3 separate regions of the Homo sapiens genome follow, and regions 2 and 3 are each linked to region 1. A link is an interaction called in ENCODE POLR2A ChIA-PET data of the cell type or tissue named here. Cell type or tissue: PC-9. All regions are shown on one strand.

Evidence for each region. Peaks named below come from ENCODE experiments on the same cell type or tissue, not always from the same donor. Only the 100,000 strongest peaks of a DNase experiment are listed, where the experiment ranks them.
Region 2: POLR2A ChIA-PET joins it to region 1 with 6 read pairs; 1 of 35 experiments calls an interaction of 5 or more read pairs at or near these places.
Region 3: POLR2A ChIA-PET joins it to region 1 with 6 read pairs; 3 of 35 experiments call an interaction of 5 or more read pairs at or near these places.

Annotation. Positions count from the first base shown.
Region 1 is chr14:103,594,448-103,602,447 of GRCh38, reverse strand. No RefSeq gene overlaps it. Among named protein-coding and RNA genes, the nearest start is that of KLC1, 31 kb to the left of the region's middle. In PC-9, no CTCF peak of the experiment used is centred here; DNase peaks (open chromatin) are centred at 4,617 and 7,897; H3K4me3 peaks cover 404 bases; H3K27ac peaks cover 1,186 bases.
Region 2 is chr14:103,398,291-103,406,290 of GRCh38, reverse strand. It overlaps MARK3 (microtubule affinity regulating kinase 3), which reads right to left. Exons shown (of 18, transcript NM_001128918.3): 2 at 1,024-1,215. Among named protein-coding and RNA genes, the nearest start is that of MARK3, 17 kb to the right of the region's middle. RefSeq lists silencers at 3,281-3,380, 4,902-5,021 and an enhancer at 5,742-6,541. In PC-9, no CTCF peak of the experiment used is centred here; DNase peaks (open chromatin) are centred at 3,400, 7,340, 7,650 and 7,950; H3K4me3 peaks cover 1,138 bases; H3K27ac peaks cover 6,170 bases.
Region 3 is chr14:103,525,404-103,533,403 of GRCh38, reverse strand. It overlaps TRMT61A (tRNA methyltransferase 61A), which reads right to left and starts at 4,208. Exons shown (of 4, transcript NM_152307.3): 1 at 4,143-4,208; 2 at 3,095-3,454; 3 at 556-822. The coding sequence starts at 3,425. RefSeq lists an enhancer at 37-536 and silencers at 4,052-4,221, 4,232-4,281. In PC-9, no CTCF peak of the experiment used is centred here; DNase peaks (open chromatin) are centred at 4,343 and 5,066; H3K4me3 peaks cover 3,011 bases; H3K27ac peaks cover 1,094 bases.

The DNA.
Region 1 (8,000 bases):
AGACAAGGTTTCACCATGTTGGCCAGGCTGGTCTTGAACTGCTGACCTCAGGTGATGCACCCACCTCGGCCTCCCAAAGTGCTGGGATTACAGGCATGAGCCACCATGCCCGGCCACTTTTATTTATTTTGTGAGACAGGGTCTTACTCTGTTTCCCAGGCTGGAGTGCAGTGACATGATTTTGGCTCACTGCAGCCTCAATCTCCCTGGGCTCAACTGATTCTCCCACCTCAACCTCCCAAGTAGCTGGGACTACAGGCACATGCCATCATGCCAGGCAATTGTTTTTCTTTTTTGAGATGGAGTTTCGCTCTTGTTGCCCAGGCTGGAGTGCAGTGGTACAATCTCGCTCACTGCAACCTCCCCCTCCTGGGTTCAAGCAGTTCTCCTGCCTCAGCCTCCCTAGTAGCGGGTCTACAGGTGTGCACCACCACGCCCGGCTAATTTTTGTATTATTAGTAGAGATGGGGTTTTGTCATGTTGGCCAGGCTGGTCTCGAACTCCTGACCTCAGGTGATCTGCCCGCCTCGGCCTCCCAAAGTGCTGGGATTACATGGGTGAGCCACTGCACCTGGCCAGAATATTTTCATTGCCCTAAAAAGTCTCTGTGCTCTGCCTGTTCATCCCGCTCCCTCCTAACCCCTGGCAACCACTCATTTTTTTACTGTCTTCATAGTTTTGCCTTTTCCACAATGTTATACAGTTGGAATTGTACAGTATGTAGCCTTTTCAGATTGGCTAAATGCATATTTCACTTAGTAATATGCATTTAAGATTCCCCTGGCCGGGTGTGGTGGCTCACGCCTGTAATCCCAGCACTTTGGGAGGCTGAGGCGGGCGGATCCTGAGGTCAGGGGTTTTAGACCAGCCTGGCCAGCATGGTGAAACCATGTCTCTACTAAAAATACAAAAAATTAGCAGGGCATGGTGGCATGCGCCTGTAGACTCAGCTACTCAGGAGGCTGAGGCAGGAGAATTGCTTGAACCCGGGAGCCAGAGGTTGCAGTGAGCCGAGATGGCACCACTGCATCCAACCTGGGCAACAGAGTGAGACCCTGTTTCAAAAAAAATTACTCCATGTCTTGTTTCCTTTTAGTATTGAATAATATTCCATTATCTGGATGTACCACCAACTGAAGGCTGTCTTGATAGCTTCTAAATGTTGGCAATTATGAATTAGGCTGCAATAAACATCCGGGTACAGGGTTTTGTGTGGATATAAGTTTTCAGTTTGGCTGGGCACAGTGGCTCACGCCTGTAACCCCAGCACTTTGGGAGGCGGAGATGTGCAGATCACGAGGTCAGGAGATTGAGACCATCCTGGCTAACACGGTGAAACCCCGTCTCTACTAAAAATACAAAAAAATTAGCCGGGCGCGGTGGCGGGCGCCTGTAGTCCCAGCTACTCAGGAGGCTGAGGCAGGAGAATGGTGTGAACCCGGGAGGTGGAGCTTGCAGTGAGCCGAGATTCCACCACTGCACTCCAGCCTGGGCGACAGAGCTAGACTCCGTCTCAAGAAAATAATAATAATAAGTTTTCAATTCATTTGCATAAATACCTAGGAGCATGATTGCTAGAATGCATGATAAGAGTATGTTTAATTTTGTAAGAAACTGCCAAACTCTTCTACAGTGGCTGTGCCATTTTGCGTTCCCACCAGCAATGAACGAGCGTTCCTGTTGCTCCATCCTCACCTGCATTTGGTGTTGTTTGGAGAGCAAAGATCACCTGGTGGTGATCATCAGGAAGGCCATCCAGAAACAAAACTTCTTATCTGAGGAATTCAAAAGTAATTAGGCTTCCCTATTATCTAAAGCAGGGATCTGGTCCTAGGTTTCTTTCCCAAAAATTTCTTTTTAAATTTTTTTTTAAATTTTTTTGAGTCAGGCTGGAGTGCAATGGCACAATCTCGACTCACTGCAACCTCCATCTCCCGGGTTCAAGTGATTGTCCTGCCTCAGCCTCCTGAGTAGCTGGGATTACAGGCACTCACCACCATGCCCAGCTAATTTTTTGTATTTTTAGTAGAGATAGGGTTTCATCATGTTGGCCAGGCTGGTCTCGAATTCCTGACCTCAGGTGATCCACCTGCCTAGGCCTCCCAAAGTGCTGGGATTATAGGCATGAGCCACTGTGCCCGGCCCTTTCCCCAAAATATCTAAGTAACTACAATTTCTGTAGCTCTCCAGAATGCATGCATGTCAGAACTCACTGTGCAACCCTTGCTGACATTAAGGCACCAAATGTCTACAAATGTAATTATTTATCATGACCTACATCGCTAATATGGTTCAAATTACCCTTAAGCTCCCACCTTAAGGTCCATAAATGCCCCTAAGGAAAAATCCACCGAAGCTCACTCGGTCCTCTGTTACTGAGGCACCTTGATGCCCTCTTCTTCAGTGTTCTTTCTTTCCAATAAAACGTTCCTTTTTCTTTTCTTTTTTTTTTTTTTTTTTTTTTTTTTTTGAGACAGATTCTTGCTGTCACCCAGGCTGGAGTGCAGTGGTGTGATCTCCATTTACTGCAACCTCCACCTACTGGGTTCAAGCGATTCTCCTGCCTCAGCCCCCCGAGTAGCTGGGATTACAGGTGCCCACCACCACGCCTAGCTAATTTTTGTATTTTTAATAGAGACAAAGTTTTGCCACGTTGGCCAGGCTGGTCTGGAACTCCTGATCTCAAGTGATCCGCCTGCCTCGGACTCCCATAATGTTGGAATTACATACGGGCCTGAACCACCACATCAGGCCAAACGTTCCTTTTTCAAACCTATACTGTCGCCAGTAAATTTTTCTTACCAACCCTCGAGTGGACCACTTTCTGATGCTGGAGCTTTGACACCTCACCCAGCAGTCAATGTTTTGTATGTCAGCAGCCATTCTAACAGGTGTGTAGTGGCATCAGTTTTTTGTTTGTTTGTTTGTTTTTTTTTTTGAGACAGGATATCGCTCTGTCGCCCAGACTGGAGTGCAATGGTGAGATCTCAGCTCACTGCAACCTCTGCCTCCTGGTTTCAAGTGATTCTCATGCCTCAGCCTCCCCAGGAGCTGGGACCACAGGTGTCCACTACCATGTCTGGCTAATTTTTTGTTTGTTTGTTTTTGCTTTGAGATGGAGTCTCGCTCAGCCGCCCAGGCTGGAGTGGAGTGGCGTGATCTCAGCTCATGGAAACCACCATCTCGGGGTTCAAGAGATTCTCCCGTCCCAGCCTCCCAAGTAGCTGGGATTATGGGCACGAGCCACCACACCCAGTTAATTTTTTTGTTTTTTGAAACGGAGTTTCACTCGTCGCCCAGGCTGGAGTGCAACGGCACGATCTCGGCTCACCGCAACCTCCGCCTCCCGGGTTTCAGTGATTCTCCTGCCTCAGCCTCCCGAGTAGCTGGGATTACAGGCGCCTGCCATCATGCCCAGCTAATTTTTTGTATTATTGGTAGAGACGGGGTTTCACCATGTTGGCCAGGATGGTCTCGAAGTCCTGACCTCAGGTGATCCACCTGCCTCGACCTCCCGAAGTGCTGGGATTACAGGCGTGAGCCACTGCACCCGGCCATTTTTGTGTAGTTTTAGTAGAGAAGGGGTTTCACCATGTTGGCCAGGATTGTCTGGAACTCCTGACCTCAAGTATCTGCTTGCCTCGGCCTCCCAAAGTGCTGGGATTACAGGCATGAACCACTGCCCCTGCCTGAGTTCTTTACAATGGCACATTCATTTTCAAGTGACAAGGCTCATTCGCTAAGAATCCCCGAGGGACAGGCCTCTTGCACTGTGCCAGCATCCCAAGCCCCCCAGGTGCTTACTGGGATGACCTCTCCTTCTCACTGTGTGATGATTATCTCATTACAGACTCCTGGCACCCACACTCCCTTCCCAGAGGGTATCTCAGGCTGTTCGAAATCAACTGGGGATGCCTCTGATGGTCAGGCCCAGAGATGGGCTCATGGCCTCTGCCAGCCTGGCTTGGTTTCAGGTGGACCCCAGGACTCAGAGCCAACTGGATGTTGATTGAAATGTACTCGGATCACACCACCCCCTTTACTACCCCCACCCCAAGAACTGAGACCTCAGAGGCCACTCTAGGCATGTGCTATTTGAGGTAATCTGGGTCAGTCAGGCTTCTGGGGTGCAGGTAAAGAAACTTGAATCAAATTTCAAGCAAATACCTCAAAGTTGGAGGGTGATCTGAGGCCCCAGGCATGGCTGGATCCAGGCACTCCACCCTTCCTGTCTGGAATCTTCCTCTTTCCATTTCTCAGCACTGCTCTGCAGAGTTGACTTCATCCTTGGGCAGGATCACTACCAGACTCACACCCTTGACTTCAGAACCCCCTGGGAAGAAAGTGCTGGGTCTTTTTTCCTCATTGCTCTGGGAAGGCCTGGGCTAGCTTTGGCCAGCGATGCTGGCTAGTGTGCCCAGCTCTGTAGAGGAGGTGGCTTTGGCCTTTCTAGAGCCACATGGGCACAGAATGGGGAGGCCTGGGCCCCAGAAATGCCAGGCAAGCACAAGTCTATCCTCACTACACTCCTCTTCTCATGAGCCTCTGCATTCATTCATGGAGCAAGTGCTCTGAGTGGGAGGCTCCTGGATACCCGAGATGAGTATGACTCACCCCCGCCAGGCAGATGCTGGTGTGTGTGGAGAGGCTGACACATTACCAATGACAGGACGGCCGAGTGGGTTCTGTAAATCTAGAATTTTTCTTTTCTTTTCTTTTTTTTTTTTCTTGAGATGGACTTTTGCTCTTGTTGCGCAGGCTAGAGTGCAATGGCGTGATCTTGGCTCACCGCAACCTCCGCCTCTCGGGTTCAAACAATTCTCCTACCTCAGCCTCTGAGTAGCTGGGATTACAAGAATGCACCGCCACGCCCGGCTAATTTTTTGTATTTTTAGTAGAGATGGGGTTTCTCCATGTTGGTCAGGCTAGTCTCGAACTCCCGCCCTCAGGTGATCCAACCACCTTGGCCTCCCAAAGGGCTGGGATAACGGGCGTGAGCCACTGCATCCAGACTCTTTTTTTTTTTTTTTTGAGATGGAGTCTTGCTCGTCGCCAGGCTGGAGTGCAGTGGCTCGATCAAGGTTCACTGCAAACTCCGCCTCCCGGATTCAAGCGATTCTTCTGCCTCAGCCTCCCGAGTAGCTGTGACTACAAATGTGTGCCACCACACCCAGCTAATTTTTGTATTTTTAGTAGAGACAGGGTTTCACCATGTTGGCCAGGATGGTCTTGATCTCTTGACCTCGTGATCTGCCTGCAGTGGCCTCCCAAAGTATTGGGATTACAGGCATAAGCCACTGTGCCAGGCTTTTTTGTTTTTTTTTTTTTTTTTGAGACAGAGTCTCTCTCTGTTTCCCAGGCTGGAGTGCAGTGGCGCAATCTCAGATCACTACCACCTCTGGCTCCCAGGTTCAAATGATTCTCCTGCCTCAGCCACCCAAGTAGCTGGGATTACAGGTACCCACCACCACACCTGGCTAATTTTTGTATTTTTCGTAGAGATGGGGTTTCACCATGTTGGCCAGGCTGGTCTCCAACTCCTGACCTCAGGTGATCCACCTGCCTCAGACTCCTAAAAGTGCTGGGATTACAGGCGTGAGCCACCTTGCCTGGCCAGAGTTCTGTAAATCACTGAGGCTTGTCCAGAGCACTGAGGGGCACAGAGCAGGAGCACCTGTCCAGCCAGGGGAGACTGCGGTTTCATAGGGGAGCCGTGTCTTTGTGCAGTGGGGAGTGGTTGTGAGGGCATTCTAGGCTACACCTGAGGCTCCAGATAGATGAGGCCAGGTACGGAGTATGACAGGTGACTTGAAGGGCTCCTGTAATTGTATGTACATCCCTACTTGAAATTTCATGTCTTGGCCGGGAGCAGTGGCTCATGCCTGTAATCCCAGCATTTTGAGAGGATGAGGTGGGAAGATCGCTTAAGCCCAGGAATTCGAGACCAGCCTGGCCAACATAGTGAAACCGTCTCTACAAAAGTATAAAAATTAGCTTGGTGTGGTGGCCAGTGCCTGTACTCCCAGTTACTCAGGAGGCTGAGGCAGGAGGATCGCTTGAACCTGGGAGGCAGAGGTTGCAGTGAGCGGAGAGTGCGCCACTGTACTCCAGCTTGGGGGACAGAGTGAGACCCTGTCTCAAAAAAAAAGAAATTTCATGTCTTAAAACTTGGCTATTAATTTCACAGTGCTTTCATTGTGACATAGCAAGAAATCATTTTTATTAATGAGCACTCAGATGTAATTGCTGGACCTTGTGAGTAGAGAGCCTTCTGCAATTGAAAGTTAAGAATAGGCTGGGCACGGTGGCTCAAGCCTGTAATCCCAGCACTTTGGGAGGCCGAGGCAGGCGGATCATGAGGTCAGGAGTTTGAGACCAGCCTGGCCCATATGGTGAAACACTGTCTCTACTAAAAACACAAAAATTAGCTGGTGGTGGTAGCGCGCACCTGTAGTCCCAGCTACTCGGGAGGCTGAGGTAGAAGAATCGCTTGAACCCAGCAGGTGGAGGTTGCAGTGAGCCAAGATCGCGCCACTGCACTCCAGCCTGGGGACAGAGCGAGACTCGGTCTCAAAAAAAAAAAAAAGAATATAATTGAAATCTATGATTAACTGGGAATGTAAACATGAGTCAGATCAGCTGATTCTGTAAAACATTCTGGTGGGGTCTACATTATGTGGCTGGCTTTTTTCTCTTACTTTAAATCTTGCTAGTCTTTGCAGGGGGAGCAACAATGAACTACCAACATCGGGGCCCTTGTGCCCAGCAGAGCAGGTGCTCAGTATTTCTCGGCTGAATAAACATTGACAGATTTTAACCATTCCCCACATCTCCTCCCTTCAAACGCTTGCAGCCTATAGATGAGGGAGCAACCAGAACAGCTGGTCGGCAGGTGGGACCAGCTGGAGGGGTGCGGCCCACATCCACCAGGAGGCAGGGGTGGCTCAGCCTCACGCTCAGCCATCCACGACAAAAGCTGATCCACTGCAGAGCATGCATCACAGAGGAAAATACTCTGGAAAGGAATGAAGGCGCTGTAGCACACCGTTCAGAAGGGATCTATGTTAAAAGGCAAAAAAATAATGCAAGCATGGGGGAGCCTGAGAGGGAATCTAATAAGACTCTGGGAAGGCGAACCCAGTGGGCCACGGGGAGGAAAATGCCAGCAGCACCCAGACCCCAAACTCTACTGGCTGCCTCCCAATAAGGGGGCTTTCAGAACAGGAACCTCCAGCCTCACCTTCAGGAAAATTAATTATGGATTTAGAAAGGAAGCCTATTCCTTTGTCATCTACTCCTTCCTATGCTGCTCCGATTTCCTAACCAGACACACTGTTACAATTTTAACTTTAAAAATCTCAGCAGAATAGAGCTATTTTTGTTTCTGTTTTTTGTTTGTTTGTTTGATTGTGTTTTGAGACGGAGGCTCACTCTGACGCCCAGGCAGGAGTGCAGTGGTGCGATCTCGGCTCACTGCAACCTCTGCCTCCTGGGGTCAAGCGATTCTCCTACCTCAGTCTCCTGAGTAGATGGGGTTACAGGCATGCGCCACCATGGCCCAGCTAATTTTTGTATTTTTAGTAGAGACGGGGTTTCACCACACTGGCCAGGCTGGTCTCAAACTCCTGACCTCGTGCGGGGGTCACGCCAAAGTGCTGGGATTACAGGCGTGAGCCACCGCACCCGGCCTTGTTGCTGTTTTTCTTAAAAAAAAAAAAAAAAAAAGTGCTGGTAGCAAAAATAAAAATAAAAAAAATCAGCAAACAGAAAACTGTCATACAATCTGCCAGGAGTTGCGTGGTTTCTCCATTAATCAGAAGTCTAAAATACTCCTTGCAAATGTACAGAACAAAGGGCCTTCTGTGGCTCACTCCTCTGCTGGGGGCGGAAGGCTCAGCGTGTGCCTGAGGCACAAAGGCTTGGAAGCAGCCACTTCCCCGTGCTGGAAGCAGACTAAAGGGCTTGTCAGAAAACAGCTCTCAAGCTTTGTCCTCTTAGGC
Region 2 (8,000 bases), 200 kb after region 1:
ACCATGCCACTTCACTCCAGGCCTGGGCTACAGGGCAAGACTCCGTCCCAACCCCCGACACCCCCCTAACCCCCCAAAAAAGAAAAAGCTTAATTAGTGAGGCATGGTGGCTCATGCCTGTAATCCCAACACTCTGGGAGGTTGAGGCAGGAGGACTGCTTGAACACAGGAGTTCAAGACCAGCCTGGGCAACACGGTGAGAACCCTGTCTCTACAAAAAAATTTTTTAAACATTAGCCGGGTGTGGCAGTGCATGCCTGTAGTCTCAGCTACTCGAGAGGCTGAGGTGGGAGAACTGCCTGACCCCAGGAGGTTGAGGCTATAGTGAGCCATGATTGAGCCACTGCACTCCAGCTCGGGTGACAGGGCAAGGCCCTGTCTTGAAAATAAAATAGGTTGGGCACGGTGGCTCATGCCTGTAATCCCAGCACTTTGGGAGGCCAAGGCAGGTGGATCACGAGGTCAGGAGTTCGAGACCAGCCTGACCAACATGGTGAAACCCCGTCTCTACAAAAATACAAAAATACAAAAAAAAAAAAAAATTAGCGTGGTGTGGTGGTGTGCGCCTGTAATCCCAGCTATGTATTACAAATTTATATTATGTGGTTAGAACTTGACATGTAATACATGTAATACATAGTAGCTATATATTACAGGCGCTATGGCTCACGCCTGTAATCCCAGCACTTTGGGAGGCCGAGACGGGCGGATCACAAGGTCAGGAGATCGAGACCATCCTGGCTAACACGGTGAAACCCTGTCTCTACAAAAAATTAGCTGGGTGTGGTGGCGGGCACCTGTACTGCCAGCTACTCGGGAGGCTGAGGCAGGAGAATGGTGTGAACCCGGGAGGCAGAGTTTGCAGTGAGCTGAGATCATGCCACTGCACTCCAGCCTGGGTGACAGAGCGAGACTCCATCTTAAAAAAAAGAAATAAGGCCTATATCTATATTCTTTTCTTTCTCTTACATGGAAATAAACAGAGCAACTGTCATAACAGAAATAAGCATAACTGGTATTTACCTCTCTGCCTGTAAGGATATGTCTTGCCAATTTTACTTTTGCAAAATTCCCCTTGCCGATTGTTTTCAACAGTCTGTAGTTTCCGATGTGAGGTTGTTCATCTGCACAGGAGGCTATAGAGTTTCTACACCGAGCTCCTGAGCGGCTGGTACGAGAGGTAACTTCTTGACGCCCATCTCCATGTGACGTGTGCTGCAATACAGCATACACAAAGATAAGGAAATGAGAGAACACAGAGTACTTGCCAAGTTCTAAGAGCTTCTAATTGAAGAAAAAACATTCCTACTTTAATTTTAATCTTAAAGTATCTAGCACTTCAAAGGAATTTAACCACATAATATAAATTTGAGGAAAATAAAAATTCTGAGACGAAAAATACGAAGTGTTGAAGTTCAATTGAGTGTTCAGGAAGAAATTAGATATTTTGCATACGTGGCTGTCATATAAAATAGGAGTAAAAGGGCTACCTTCTGGTTATACAGTGCTTAACTTTTCCATATGTTAGTAAGTGCACCTGCACACCTGAGCCTCACTACAGCCCGTGCAGCAGGGGAAAAGCTAATGTCACCATTCACTAGATAAGGATACAGCCACATAACTGTTCAGGGGGAAATCCATAGAGAATCTGGATTCCCGATTTCCTTCTATACTACACTGCTAACAGTAATTCAAAACAATGTGCTTTACAGAAACAGCTAGACTGTGTGGCCCTTAATAGACGACCCTTGTTGTATAGATGAATAAAGTACTCAATATGCTTACTTAATAAAGTACTCAATATGTCTCTACCCTATGAAATATTCAGGCCCAAGAATTACACTTCTGTGTACACACTGTGTACATGGCTGTATGCGCAGGCATCCTGCTACTACTGCTCCCTTGGCCCCCACACACACTCAAAGGATTAGATGTCCCAATCCTTTCCCCATTGTGGCTGTTAACTCCTGCCCAAGGGAGGCTTCTCATTCCACATGCACTCACAGCCACTTTCCACCCCCTTTACACGTTTCTCTTTTCCAACTTTCTGTCCAGGAAAATGTCCTGTCTTTCTCTATATACCTATAAATCAAAACAAGCCTGATTTAACTAATAAACTGCTTTGTAATTTACTCAAATCAAAGGAAATGAAACTCAGGTGTTTTAAAGTGAAAGTAAGCTTTAAAACTTGCGCCATCTACCTCTGAATTTCTCAAAAGATGTCCTTTTCAGAATTTCCTCATTAGTCTCCATCTACTTCTTCATTATTTCTCTAATATTTTCACATTCACATACCAGGTTAGGGGATAGGCTCTTGTCTGTTTTACTCAGTTATCACATAATATGGCATCTCAACAACAATTTCTGTTTTTATTGCAAATGTCTATTTTAGATTAAACAGGCTTTTTATGACCTCACTGCAAATCTAGGCAACTTGTAAACATTGTTCCTCTAACAAAAATGATTCTGATTTCCATATTAGAACTTTGGGAAAATAGACCATTTATAAATATGGAGTTGATAAAAGACTAAAATGATAATAAAGCTTTGACACTAAGGCTTTAATACAAAAACAGGTAGATTTTGTTGTGCACAAGATGCATGCTGTTGTAATGCAAATTATTACATCAACTGCAGTCTAGTTTTAAAAGAAGCTGGGTGATCATGTTTATGTTTATTTCTACATGATTTTAATTACACTAGAATTTAAGTTTCATGAAAACAGTAACAGGAATTTATTATTCCTTATATCTTAGAACAGCAGTTGGTACAAAACTGCTACTCAATAAATATTAGAATGGCTGAATAAATGATATAAATGCTAACCACTATAGTGTTCAGAAGGTTAAAAATAAGGGAAATTTCTCTTTTTTATCTTCTGAATTTCTTCATTCATTCATTGAATATTTACTGAGTTACACACACACACACACACACACACACACACACACACACACACACACAACCAGGCACTATTTAAGGTGTGGTAAAAAGCAGCGCATAAAGCAGTCCATATCCCCATGAGGTATGTATCAAGTGGTTTTACTATCTGTGCAATGAAAACATATTCACTGAATTTATACTACTGGCCAAAATTTTTGTTAAAAAAGCTTTTTGCAATGTAAACATGTATTTTCAAATTTACATGTTTCATAAATTCAACCTTCATGTGTGAAAGCTGATCATACTAATTGGGTCATCCTATTCGTACTCAACTAAATCAGAGCTGAGGGGCAGGGATGGGGTGGGGGGCCAGGGGAGGGGGAGGGATGTAACATTGCTCCAAGATTATAATTCTCTGTAAGCCTGGCTGCTGAAACTGCCTATTGTAACCTGAAACCAGTTTATCTAATGGCTACTGAAACAACTTGTTGCTGACTCTAAGACCAGTATTACCCACCACTGTCACTCACCAATCAGGGCTTGCCACCTCCCCAAAACTTTACTAGTGCCAATGACCTGTCTTTCAAAATATGTAACACTTCTCTTTATAAAACCTCCATCCTTTACTTTGTTCTTCATACATACTGAAGACCACCCTGTGGTCTGTGTGCCCCAAATTGCAATTCTTGCGTCCCAAATAACATATTTTAACTTCAGAGATTCATCTCTACGTTTTATTTGACTTCAATATGTGTTTTCTATAATGAGGCAGTCAAATTGATGAAATAATAATTTTCATGCAAACCAACTGCCTTCTATTTAATGTAAAATAGAAATCTTAGAAAAATCCTTTTTTTTTTTGAGATGGAGTCTCACTCTGTCAGCTGGAGTGCAGTGGCGCAATCTCAGCTCACTGCAACCTCCGCCTCCCAGGTTGAAGCAATTCTCCTGCCTCAGCCTCATGAGTAGCTGGGACTCAGGTGCGCGCCACCATACCCGGCTAATTTTTGTATTTTTAGTAGAGACAGGGTTTCACTATGTTGGCCAGGCTAGTCTCGAACTCCTGACCTTAAGTGATCTACCCACCTCAGCCTCCCAAAGTGCTGGGATTACAGGCATGAGCCACCGCGCTCGGCCAGGAAAATCTTAAGATTCACAGGCATCCAATGTTCCTATCTTTGCTTACTCACCAGTGTGCTTATAATAAAATACTAACTCCTTAGCGCTTCTTCCACTAGCATGTAACCTTCACAAGGACAGGCTTTTTGTGTTTTGTTCATTATCAGATATTCCCCAAACCTGAAACAGTGCCTAACACATGGTAGACATGCAATACATTTTTGCTGAATGTTAAACGAATTCAAGGCCCGCTCATCTCTTCTTCCTCTCCCACGACATCAGCCAGTAGACTCTAGCTTTGAGTCTAGCTCTGACTCAGTCAGTGTTGTTCCCTTAGTTTGAATGTCCTTTCTTCTCTTCAAATCTAAGAAAAACCTGCTCATTCTACTGAGTTTGTATCATCTGTCACCATCTTCATGAACCCTTCTAAGGCTCTCCCTGCATCTCATCAGAATTTCTTACTTCTCCTTACTGGGATCCTAGAGTACTTTGCTTGTATCTAACTCTATTATGCTACTTTTTTTTGTAGACAATACTATATCCATCATACTGGCTTTTTTACATCTGAGTTCCTGGAGGACTGCACTCCCTTCCCTTGAGGTTAGGCATAGACAGCCATGTGACTAAGCTGAACACATCCTGTGAGTGAAAATGAATGCCATTCCCATGCTGAAGCATTTAGTTGCCTGTGCTTAACTCTCCAGCCCTGTGTTTTGCTCTCCTGACCCTAAGCACTGCCCTAAAACGGACGGCCACAAGACCAAACTGGCCTGGACATGGAGATCAGTTTCCACGGAGCCAATGAGCCCTCAAGCAGACTTGGTGTGAGCAGAAGTTTTTTATTGTGTTAAATCATGAGGATGTTGGTGGTATGTATTACCACAGCATAACACAGCCTAACCTAAAACACGCTCATGCAAATCAACAATCATAATAGAAAGCAGAAAGAAACTTGTATTTCCTCATACAGCAGACTGAAAGATCTGATGCTTGTTAGGGTTAAACTCAATATATTTAATTCGATGTTTCTTGACGAAGTCCTTAAATTAAAAAATTTAAGAATTAACTTTTTAAAAGTTCCCTTAAAACAGAAGCAAATTAAATTGTCTTTTGCTTCCATTTGCCCTTCATTTTATTTTCCCAAGAATCCATCACCGACCCTAAGAAAAAGTTCCCTATTCCTATGCCACAGCACTCAGTACCAACATTAAACATTTAAACAAATAATTATGAGTTCTTGTACTGTTAATCAATTATTTCATACACGTATTTTTTTCTTCCTAAGGAGCCAATAAACAACCTGCATACACACACACACACACACACACACACACACACACACACAAAATGTTATATAATTCTTTGATAACTTTTTTTTTTTTTTTTTTTTGAGACAGGGTCTCGTTCTGTTGCCCAGGCTGGAGTACAGTAGTGTGATCGATCATACCTCACTGCAGCCTCGAACTCCTGGACTCAAGGGATCATCCCACCTCAGCCTCCTTAGTAGCTGGTACTACAGGTGCGTACACCACACATGGCTGATGTTTTAATTTTTTGTAGAGATAGGATCTCACTATGTTGCCCAGGCTGATCTCAAACTCTGGCCTCAAGCAATCCTCCTGTCTTATTCTCCCAAAGTGCTGATATTACAGGTGTAAGCCACCATACCTGGACTACTTTATAATATTTCATGGCAGACTATGCACATAATGGGTACTCAAAAGCTGCTGAGTTTAATTCTTATGGATTAAATGAGTCCTGATTCTTCTCCCTCCTGTGGAACTAAGCTGGTACCACTTCATCCACCATGAAAACTAGAATATGTAACTGCTACTGAAAAATGCTGAATACAGCCAAAGACATGAGATTTCCTTCTTCAAGAAGTTGAACACGTGTTTAGGGAGACCACATTGGCCAAATACTTGTTTTCCCAAACTTCTCTGCAGCTAGAGATAGCCATCTGGCTTAGTTCTGGCCAGTTCTCATTAGTTAAAGTCTACTAGGTGGCAATGTAGTAGGGGGTAGGGGTTGGTAATGCCTTTGTTTATCATAAAAGGGGAGGCCGGGCACTGTGGCTCACACCTGTAATCCCAGCACTTTGGGAGGCCAAGGCTAGCAGATCACCTGAGGTCAGGAGTTTGAGACCTGCCTGGCCAACATGGTGAAACCCCATCTCTACTAAAAGTACAAAAATTAGCCAGGCATGGTGGCACATGCCTGTAATCCCAGCTACTCAGAAGACTGAGGCATGAGAATCGCTTGAACAAGGGAGGCGACAGTTGCAGTGAGCTGAGATTCCGCCACTGCACTCCAGCCTGAGTGACAGAAACTTCATCTCAAAAAAAAAAAAGGAGGGTGGGGGGGTAAGGACAGAGTTGCCAGTACAGTTCCTTCCTCCTTCCTTGAATGCAACCATGTAGCTGTAACTGTAAAACATTATCCTGTAGCTACAGGGTCTCAAACATGACAGAAAAGACAAAACTACCTTAAAATACCACCAACTCCAATATTACTGAACTGCTGATCCAAAGCTAGACGCTGCATACCTCCAAATTCCTTTCTTTTTTTTTTTTTTCTTTTTTTTTTTTTGAGATGGAGTCTCACTCTGTTGCCCCAGGCTGGAGTGCAGTGGCGCCATCTCGATTCACTGCAAGCTCCGCCTCCCGGGTTCACGCCATTCTCTGGCCTCAGCCTCCCGAGTAGCTGGGACTACAGGTACCCGCCACCGTGCCCGGCTAATTTTTTTCGTATTTTTAGTAGAGACGAGGTTTCACCGTGGTCTCGATCTCCTGACCTCGTGATCCACCCGCCTTGGCCTCCCAAAGTGCTGGGATTACAGGTGTGAGCCACCGCACCCTACCCCAAATTTCTTTTTGGAGAAAAACAAACCCCCTATTTGTTTAGGGCACTGTGTTAGGTCTTTGTGACGTTCAGCCAAAGCACTACTGACATAGGGGCCATATCAACTCAAAGCAATAAGAAAAATGGGAATGTGCTCCATTTTGTTTTACATATTAGTTCTTAATTTTGCCCACATATAAAAGAAGCATGAATTGTAAATCACTGTATAATCAGAAGACAAATTAAAACATTTCTTAGACACATTTAAAAAATCTTTTAAAAAAATCCTTGCCGGCAGGAAGTCCGTAAAAAATTTTTTTAACATCAATATGGTTCCAGAATAGTTTTGCCCTTGTATCTACCAGGCAGAGAACCAACCTGAAATCTGAGAGGCCTACTTACGTACCTCCCACATGAGAAGAATCAGGTTTACAAGTTTAAAACAGCAACAACTTTACACTATGTTTCAAATCTTCCTGAACAGAACTTGATCCCTTCTGTAAAACAAAAGAAGTGTGCCCTTACATGCATTCTATTCCTTAAATCACAAGCCACTTACTTAACACATAGGTATGGTTTCCAAATGTTAAAAAACAAAAACAAAAACAAACTACAAAGCCAAGTTGTGACAATAAATGGCTGTCCTCCAAGTATTTTGTACTTTAGAAATATTCACAAAGTCACGTTTCACTTTTGAAAGCAGCTAGGCAATTATTTCATTCAACATAGAAAAAGGATTTGATAAGATTGAACAATTTATAATTTAAAAACTCTTGGCCAGGCATGGTGACTCATGCTTGTAATCCCAGCACCTTCAGAGGCTGAGGCAAGAGGCTTGCTTAAACCCGGAAGTTTGAGACCCGCCTGGGCAAACATAGCAAGACCCTGTCTCTACCAAAAAGCCCCCACAAAATTCCTATAGCAAACTAGGATTAGAATGGGATGTCTGTCCTTGATTTGATAAAAATCACCAACCCCCGCAAAAAACAAGAATGCACCCAAAGCCAAGGAATGTATAAAGAGATTCTAAAAATCAGAGAGAAATACAAGTTAAAACCACAATGTAGTATCACCTTAGGCCTGTTAGATAGGGAAAAGGCAGAAAGCTCTGAAATGTTGGCAGAGAAACGGGAATACAAAAACTGTGGTGCACTATT
Region 3 (8,000 bases), 69 kb after region 1:
GCCCAGCACCTCCACCCTTCAACCCTCTCAGAATACAACTCTCAGCTGGGAAGAAGGAAGGGGCCCCTGCTGCCTGAGCTGCTCCTTCTCCAGAAAAGGGAAAAACCCTGGGCCTCCCAGCCACCTCCCTGGCTTGAGGCCCGACCTTCCCCAGGGCTGCCCCGCCTCCGCACCCAGCATCTTCCCTAAAAGGGGCCAGCTCCCTGGGCTCCAGAGCCTGGGGGAGGAGAGGTTTTGGGAAACAGCAGGGAGGGGACTCCAGACTCCTCCGGCCGGGCCTGCCCTGCACTTGGGTGGCGCTGCCACCTTCCTCCATCAGGGGGTTGGGAGAGGCCAGAGACCAGGAGCAGGGCCCAGCCAGGGACCATCCTCCCCAGCTCTGCCTCCCCTGGCCAGCCTGACCCACTCCTCACCTCAGGCCAAAGTGGGGCCCTGGCCTGGCCACTGCCATGGTGTGGCTTGGTCTCTGGACCCCTCTGAGATCCCAGGAGCTCAGTCCTGCACCCTTGCCCCACCCCCACCCAGGCTGTACCTCTCCCGGAACCCCGGATGCACCTTCGACCTTGAGGGCGTCCCAGGCGTGGCCCACGGCCTCCCAGGGTGATGGGATGTCCAGGAAGACGGCGTCGGCCACGTGGCTCACGCCAAAGCCACTGCGGCACACGTCCTGGGTGCGCACAGTCACCCAGCGGCCCACACGGTGCTCCTGGAACTCCTCCCGGGCCTTCTCTGCCCGCTGCTGGTGGAACTCCACCGTGTGCAGGTGACCCGTGGGTGCAATGGTGCGGATGATGGCGTGGGACACAGAGCCACTGCCGGTGCCTGGCAGGACAAGAAGGGATGGGCAAGGCATCAGTTGGGACTGCTCGGGACCCACAGCCTCCCAGGAAACAACCCCCACCTCACCCTGGAGACCCACACAGGGCTTGGGAGGACCCCAAGCTACAGGTGGGCGTCATTCCAGGGCTGTATGGTCCTGGCTGCCTAAAGCCCCAGGCTAGCCCTGGGTTGGGCACCCTGTCTAGGGGTGAGCTGGGGTTGACAGGCTGTGTATGCCGTGCTGTCTGTTGTGGGCACAGGCGAGGCCAGTGGCAACCCTGCCCTATCCTGCCTAGCGCAGGTATAGGGAATGAGAGCAGCCCAGCTGCCTGGAGCCTCCGGGGAAATCTGTGCAAGGGGGACAGGGAGGCCATCCCATCACTCAGCCCTGTCTTATTCCATGCATGGCCCATCACTTCCTCAATCCCCGTCAACAGTGGCCCACCCTGCCGGTCCTCATGCCCACCTCTCCCCAGAAGCTCCTTGGTCCCCTTGAGACAGCCCACCCCCACCAAGCCTGCCCAAACCTGCCCCCACCACACAGGGGCTGGGGCTCTGCCCTGGCCTGGTTGGACTCAGGACGCAGGGCCTGGCCACCAGCCACACGGCCCCAGTCCTCCCCAGCGCACCTGCCCCCAGCTTCCCTCCCCAGCTTCCCTCAAGATGGCCCCTCTGCTTGACTTCCTGTCTTATGGAGAGGGTCAAGGCTTGCATCCCTCCTCCCACTCCAGCTTCAGGGGCCATCTACCTGATGCCACTCCCATCCCCAGGCCCCTCCACTGGAGACTCCTGCTAGAGCAGCCACTGCACACTTGCCACCCATGCCTGGAACCCAAATAGCGCTGAGCATCGCAAGTGCTTGGGCCAGACCCATGGAGGTGCCTCCACTCCCTCTATCCCGTCCCACGTCCTGCCACCTCCCACATTCCTTTCAGGGGCCAGCCCCTCTCCCCACCTGTCCAGCCCCTCCCCTGGGTGCCCCCAGCCTGCTGCCTCGCCCCTCTGCAAAGCCTGGCCATGCCCCCTTCCCACTAAGGGGCAAGTCAGACTTGTTAGCCTCCGGGGTGGAGCTCGCTTCCCCTCCAACCTCACTCCCAGCCCCTCTGCCTCCCCCACTGAGCCTGACTCGGCAGCATGCTCCAACTGCAGGGCCTCGGCACGGCTCCTCCTTGGTGCAGAGCTGTCCCTTGGCTCTTCGTAGGTCCCTCCTCATCATTTTCAACTCAAATGTCCCCTCCTCAGAGAGGTCTTCCCTGCCTGGCCTAGCTGGAGAGTCCCCACTCTGGGTACCCCTCAGACACGCAGCCCTGTCTCACAGGCTTCACAGCAACCAGCGGCACTGAGATGCTCACCTAGGCTGTGTCCCCCTCCTCGAGGGCAGGAACCTGGTCTCTCTAGTTCACGGTTCCTAGGAGGGGACCTGGCATATCTGAGGAGGCCAGGAGAAGGTGCTGCTTGATTGAGCTCTCTCGCGAGAGTGGGGCAGGGGCGGAGAGGCCAGCACCCACCACAGGATGCACAGGAGCAGCAGCTGATGGAGTTGGCTAAGTCCTGCTCTCCACCCCTCCCACCCAGACACCCCAGGGAGGGACATGGTGACCTGCAGCCCTCAGAAAGCCAGCATGGCAGTGCTAGGCACTCTTCGTGAACCTGGACCCTAGCTCTCCTGCCCGGGAGGAACACGCCACCAACAACCTAGATGCATCAGCGCCTGGGGCCAATCTTGGCTTCAATCGCCACACTGGGCGGCCCCAGCACCTGTATATGTGCAGGGGTTCCCACAGCCCAGGCCCTGGACTCAACAATGGTGCTCACATTCATTGGTAGCAGGTGAGGATCTGATCATGGATGAGGATGGGGAAGGCTCCCCACCTACAGTGAGCTCCTCGGGGTAGCCCTGGCCTCTTTCCAGAAGGGGCAACTCTCTCTGCTTCACCATCAGCACGGAGGACTAGAGGTTGACGGTCAGTACCTAGGACAGCGCCAAGCATCAAGCTGGCCACGCCCCACCAAGGCAAGCAGGACCCTCACTAGAGCACCAGTCCTCCCCAGCTCCTCCTGGTCCATTTCCCACCACCTCTCACTCCAGTTACAGCACCAGCCTCCTAACGGGCTTCTCTGCCTCCACCTTCACTCCCTGCTGTCAGCATCCCGGAAAGATGTGAAAATAGAAACTGAGGAGCCACATGTGTCTGTAGGAAGGGCAGGCTGGAGGCTCTGACCTCCACCTTTGTGTCAATTTCTGCGTTAAACTGAGGCAGCCTGAGGAACTCACCAGACTCACAGACCACAGAGCCGGGCCGAAGCTCCAACATCATGGTGATGAGGGCGATGTCTGTGGAGTAGAGGATCTGCGTGCGGTGCGGCAGGTTCAGCGTCCAGAGCTCGGGCGTGGGGTGCAGCACATACACCCAGCCACCTCGGCCGCACGTCACCTTGGAGCCGAAGGGGCGGCCGATAAGGTCAACTGAGTGCCGCAGGACACCATGCCGGGTCTGGGTCTGTGCCCCACGCTGCACACGCACCGCCACCATTGCACCATGGCCCAGTGACAGGATGGCCGTGTCACCCTCCTTGATCAGCTCCTCGTATGCCACGAAGCTCATGGTGCTAATGTCTGGCAAGGGCCAAGGACCTGGGGAGGGGTGTGTGTAGGCATGAGCAAGTCAGGAGGCAGGATGAGGGCCTAGGGTCTAGGTAGAAGGCTTCGAGGCCTACATCCCAGCAGTGGGCATGGGCGGGGTGTGGCTAGCTCAGCCTCAGTCTCTGCCACTGCCTGACAGGGAGCCCAATAGCGCTGCACTCTGGCCTGGCCTCTGAAGCCTTTCTTGGTCTAGGACAAGAGACAGGGACTATGAGCCTAAATCAGAGATGAAAAGACTGAGGCTTGGCAATGGCGGAGTTCGGTCCCAAGGATTCCCGGAGTGAGGACCCGACCCTCCCATCACCCTTCTCCAGGAGCTTGACTCCCATTCCCAAGATGTGAGATGAGGAAGCGCCTTTGCGAGGTGTCCACCGGCGGGGGAGAGGCAAATGGTCAATGAGGTCACCTCCAAGCCAGGCTTGATTCCTCACCCCAGTCTCCCCCACGGGGGCTAGGTGGCAGGGTATGACAGAGGATTCAGGGCTCCCCAGTAAGGGGCTGGGGACGCGGAGCTGGCCGTCCACGCAAACACCGCCCAGCCGATGCAGAGGCAACAAGGGGCCAGGCCGGGCCGGCGGGGGCCGCCCATGCGAGGCTGGAGGGACAGGCCCTGCGCGCCGTGCCCGGCCCGGGTCACCCTCACCCGCGCCCTGCCACCCTGTACCCCGCGGAGTCTCACCTGCGACGCTCCTGCTGCCGGGGCTCCACACGTGCCTCCGCGACGCGCGGCGGCGGCGGCCACAACACTTCCGGCTCCGCGCCCGCTGATGACGTCGCGCCCCGCCTCCGCCTCCCCCTCCCCCCCTCCGCGCACGGGATCCTGGGAGCGCCAGGCTGCCCTTCCCGCCCCTCCCAGAGGACGTTTCCTGGGCGACTTCTTCCCTCATGTGAGCTGCTCTGTTTACATTTGCTGGTCGCTGGAAGATCGAAAGACTGGACAAAATCCATATGGCGGCCGGCCGGCGCGGTGGCTCTCGCCTGTGATCCCGCGCTTTGGGAGGCCGAGGCGGGAGGTTCTTCTGAGCTGAAGAGTTCGAGACCAGCCCGGGAAACGTAGTGAGACCCCCACCATCTCTACAAATAATAACAAACAAACAAAAGGTCCCCCCGCCCCGCCGGCCGCGGGTTGCCGTCGCACCCAGGCACATTTGAAGGGCGGCAGGAGCCAAGGCCTGGCTGTCACTGCTGTCCCGGACCCCTTTGACGGCCCCTGGGGGTTCACCAGAGGGCTGGCCCGTGGCTCACTGCCCAGTCCTCTATGAGGACACTTCGCCATAGACATTTTGTTATTGCAGACTGCTCTGGGAACACCCCTGACTGGGCCCTAAAATGAATTCCAGAAAAGGAATCGCAGGTCAAGGGGCGGTTCTAAAAGGCTTGGGCTAGGGTCAGCCAGAGCTCTGTGCAGCAGATGGGGGCCTGGAAAAGTCTGCAGAAGTGGCCTTCCGCCCAGGCCCTGCCTCCCCCGACGGGGGCACGTTGTCCTGAGTGCAGAGCTGCTTCTAGGAGGGAGTAGGGGTCCTGTGTCCCCTCCTGCGAACCAAGGCATAATGAGAACTGGATGACTTGGGCCCACTTTTGGGTCTGGTGAGCAGCCTGGGCAGGAGACTGGAGGAGGTGCTGCTGGAGGATGGGCAGAACAGGGAAGCGGGAGTGGCGTTCTGTCTCAGCAACACCATTCCCAGCTGGCTCCTCTGTGGAGTGTGTGTGCAGGGGAGCGGGGGCAGGGGACACGGATTTTCTTCCTCCAGCTCTTAGCTCTCAGGACCAGAGCTTGGAGAGGAACAGAGACCCCCCTACCCAGCCTAGGGTTTAGCCTGCGCCCGAACCCAAGCCAGTTAGCAATGACCCTAGGGCACCCTCCCCAGTCACTCAGCCACTCCAGCCTGGTAAGATGAGGTGGCCAGGCTCCTGCAGAGCGAGCTCCCCTCTGGAGCCCTGGCAGCCTGTAGAGCACTCTCAACTCTCTCGCCTCTGGGGCAGGCCAGGCCAGGCTGTTTGTGGCCCTTGCATTGGCTTCTCAGGGTCCATCATGGAAACCTAGGGGTCCAACCTCAGCCCCTCTGTGTCCCTGCCCTAGCTGCGGCTGAGAGCCCCCAGGAGTAAGCTGGTGAGAGGCCTTCCATGGCCTCCCACTCTCTGTGGGCTCCTGTCCCTGTGGGGCCACCACGCTGGCCACCAGCTGCCTCTACTTCTGCCTTACAGCCTCCCTGCCTTCTGCTCTCAACGTTGAAACAGCCCCCTCCACAGCTCCCGAACCTGTGTTCCAGCGGATGCTTCTCTCCCTTGATGATGCACCCGCCTGAGTCACCCCCTAATTTCTCCCCTGGGGGATTCTGACTTTCCACTTCTCTTGGGTTTCTCTTCCCCAGCCTCTCAGCTGTGGTTGGTGTGGAGTCAGGGCCGGGTGCCTATAAGGGCCTAAGGTAGGACTTGGTGACTCGGCGGTGGTTTCCCTTGGTTCCGACTTCCCTCTTGCCTCTCTGTCTATTACTGGCTGGTCAACTCCTCCAGTGCCCCTTCCTCCAGGCAGCCTCCTCAGCCCTGCCCACCTGCTCCATCTGAGCCTGCCCCAGTCCCCAGCCTGAGTCCTCAAGCAGAACCAATCCCCCCTACCTCAGCTGATGATTCCCTGTGCAGAGTTTGTATTGGGGCTCCCCTAACAAGAGCTGATGCTGTATATGCCCAGCTGTGCCATCTCATTGACTTCTCCCCAGGATCCTAGGAGGGAGGGAACACTTTACAGATGGGGAAACTGAAACTCAGAGATGTTAAATAACTTGCCTGAAGTCACAGCCAGTGAGGTCAAAGTGGGATTAGGATTTAAAGCCAATAAACCCCCAAAGCTCAGCACTGAGGAGGCTGAAGAGGGAGGACTGCTTGAGGCCAGGAGTTGGAGTTCTGCCTGGACAACATAGCAAGACCCTATCTCTTAATTAAGAATTAAAGCCAGTAAACCGGCTTCAGAGAACCAATGGCTGATTTGAAGAAAGGTGGGAACAGGCAGGAAGGATGCCCACTGGGGAGGCTGCTGTGCCCAAATCCCTGGCAGGGACCACGTGACTGCAGTCCCTCCCCTCTAAGCAGCACAGCCTCCTACCCCACTGTGCTCTGTGATCCCCAGTCAGCCCCTGTCCCTCTCCTGACCTCAGCCCGCTTCCTCTTCGGGCTCTGCAGAACTCAGGGGCAGGGCACTGGGAGGAAGCAATGCTGCCTCTGGCTGCACTCTGCAGAGGAGCAGACTACAAGGATAGAGTCCAGTGCCCTGCCTGGAGTCTGCCCTGTGCCTGACCTGCTGAGCCGGGTCATGTTCTGTGGATAAAAGACCTGGGCCTCCTTTGAAGCCCCCTCCAGGCCCAGTGGTTCACGTGTAACCAGGTGTGATTTCTGAGGAACCTGGACCAAACACTGGCCTGGTAACGTCATGCAGCCTCCTGCCTGGATGCTGCCAAAGCAGCCCCTGTGGGCCCCAGGGAGAGCAGGGGCTGTGGACAGGGGAGGTCAGCTGGAGGGGAGGCTGGCACCTTCCAAGCCCCTCTCCTTGTGCACCTGCTCTGGGGGACACTAAGGCTCCCAATCAGCCCCTGCCTGGGGGGTCTCACCCTGACATTTAGGTCTGAAGGCCTTGAGGGCCACCTCCCCACTGTTATCTGCTGCTGCTGTCCCCGTCACAGCTGCCTGGCCCCCGTACACTGTCATTTTGCCCCAGGCAGGCTCGCACAGGGCCGGCGCTCTGGGAGGGTGGAAGGATTGCTGGGCCCATGACTGGACACCTCTGTCACCCAACTTCTGATCTATCTGCACGTTGAGACCAGCCTGGCCAACACAGCAAGATCCCTGTCTCAACAGAATAAAAACAAAAATAAAATGATCTTCTGTCTGCACACTGGGGACAAAAACACCCACCTCAGAAAGCTGAGGGTTACCAGCGGCGCCAGGCCGGAGCCGCCCCAGTGCCAGGCTCACTGCTTGCCATAGGCAGCCCTGCCCTCTGGATCTCATATCTGCAGTTCTGACCTTGCCTGTGGAGGGAAAGTGTAGGGGAAAGAAAGAGATCAGACTGCTACTGTGTCTATGTAGAAAGAAGTGGACATAAGAAACTCCATTTTGTTCTGTACTAAGAAAAATTCTTCTGCCTTGAGATGCTGTTAATCTGTAACCCTAGCCCCAACCCTGTGCTCGCAGAAACATGTGCTGTGTTGACTCAAGGTTTAATGGGTTTAGGGCTGTGCAGGACGTGCTGTGTTAAAATGTGTTTGCAGGCAGTGTGCTTGGTGAAAGCCATCGCCATTCTCCAGTCTTGAGTACCCAGGGACACGATGCACTGCGGAAGGCCGCAGGGACCTCTGCCCAAGAAAGCCTGGGTGTTGTCCAAGGTTTCCCCCGACTGAGACAGCCTGAGATATGGCCTCGTGACAAGGGAAAAACCTGACCATCCCCCAGCCCAACACCCGTAAAGGGTCTGTGCTGAGGAGGATTAGTGAAAGAGGAAGGCCTCTTTGCAGTTGAGATAGGAGGAAAGCATCTATCTCCTGCT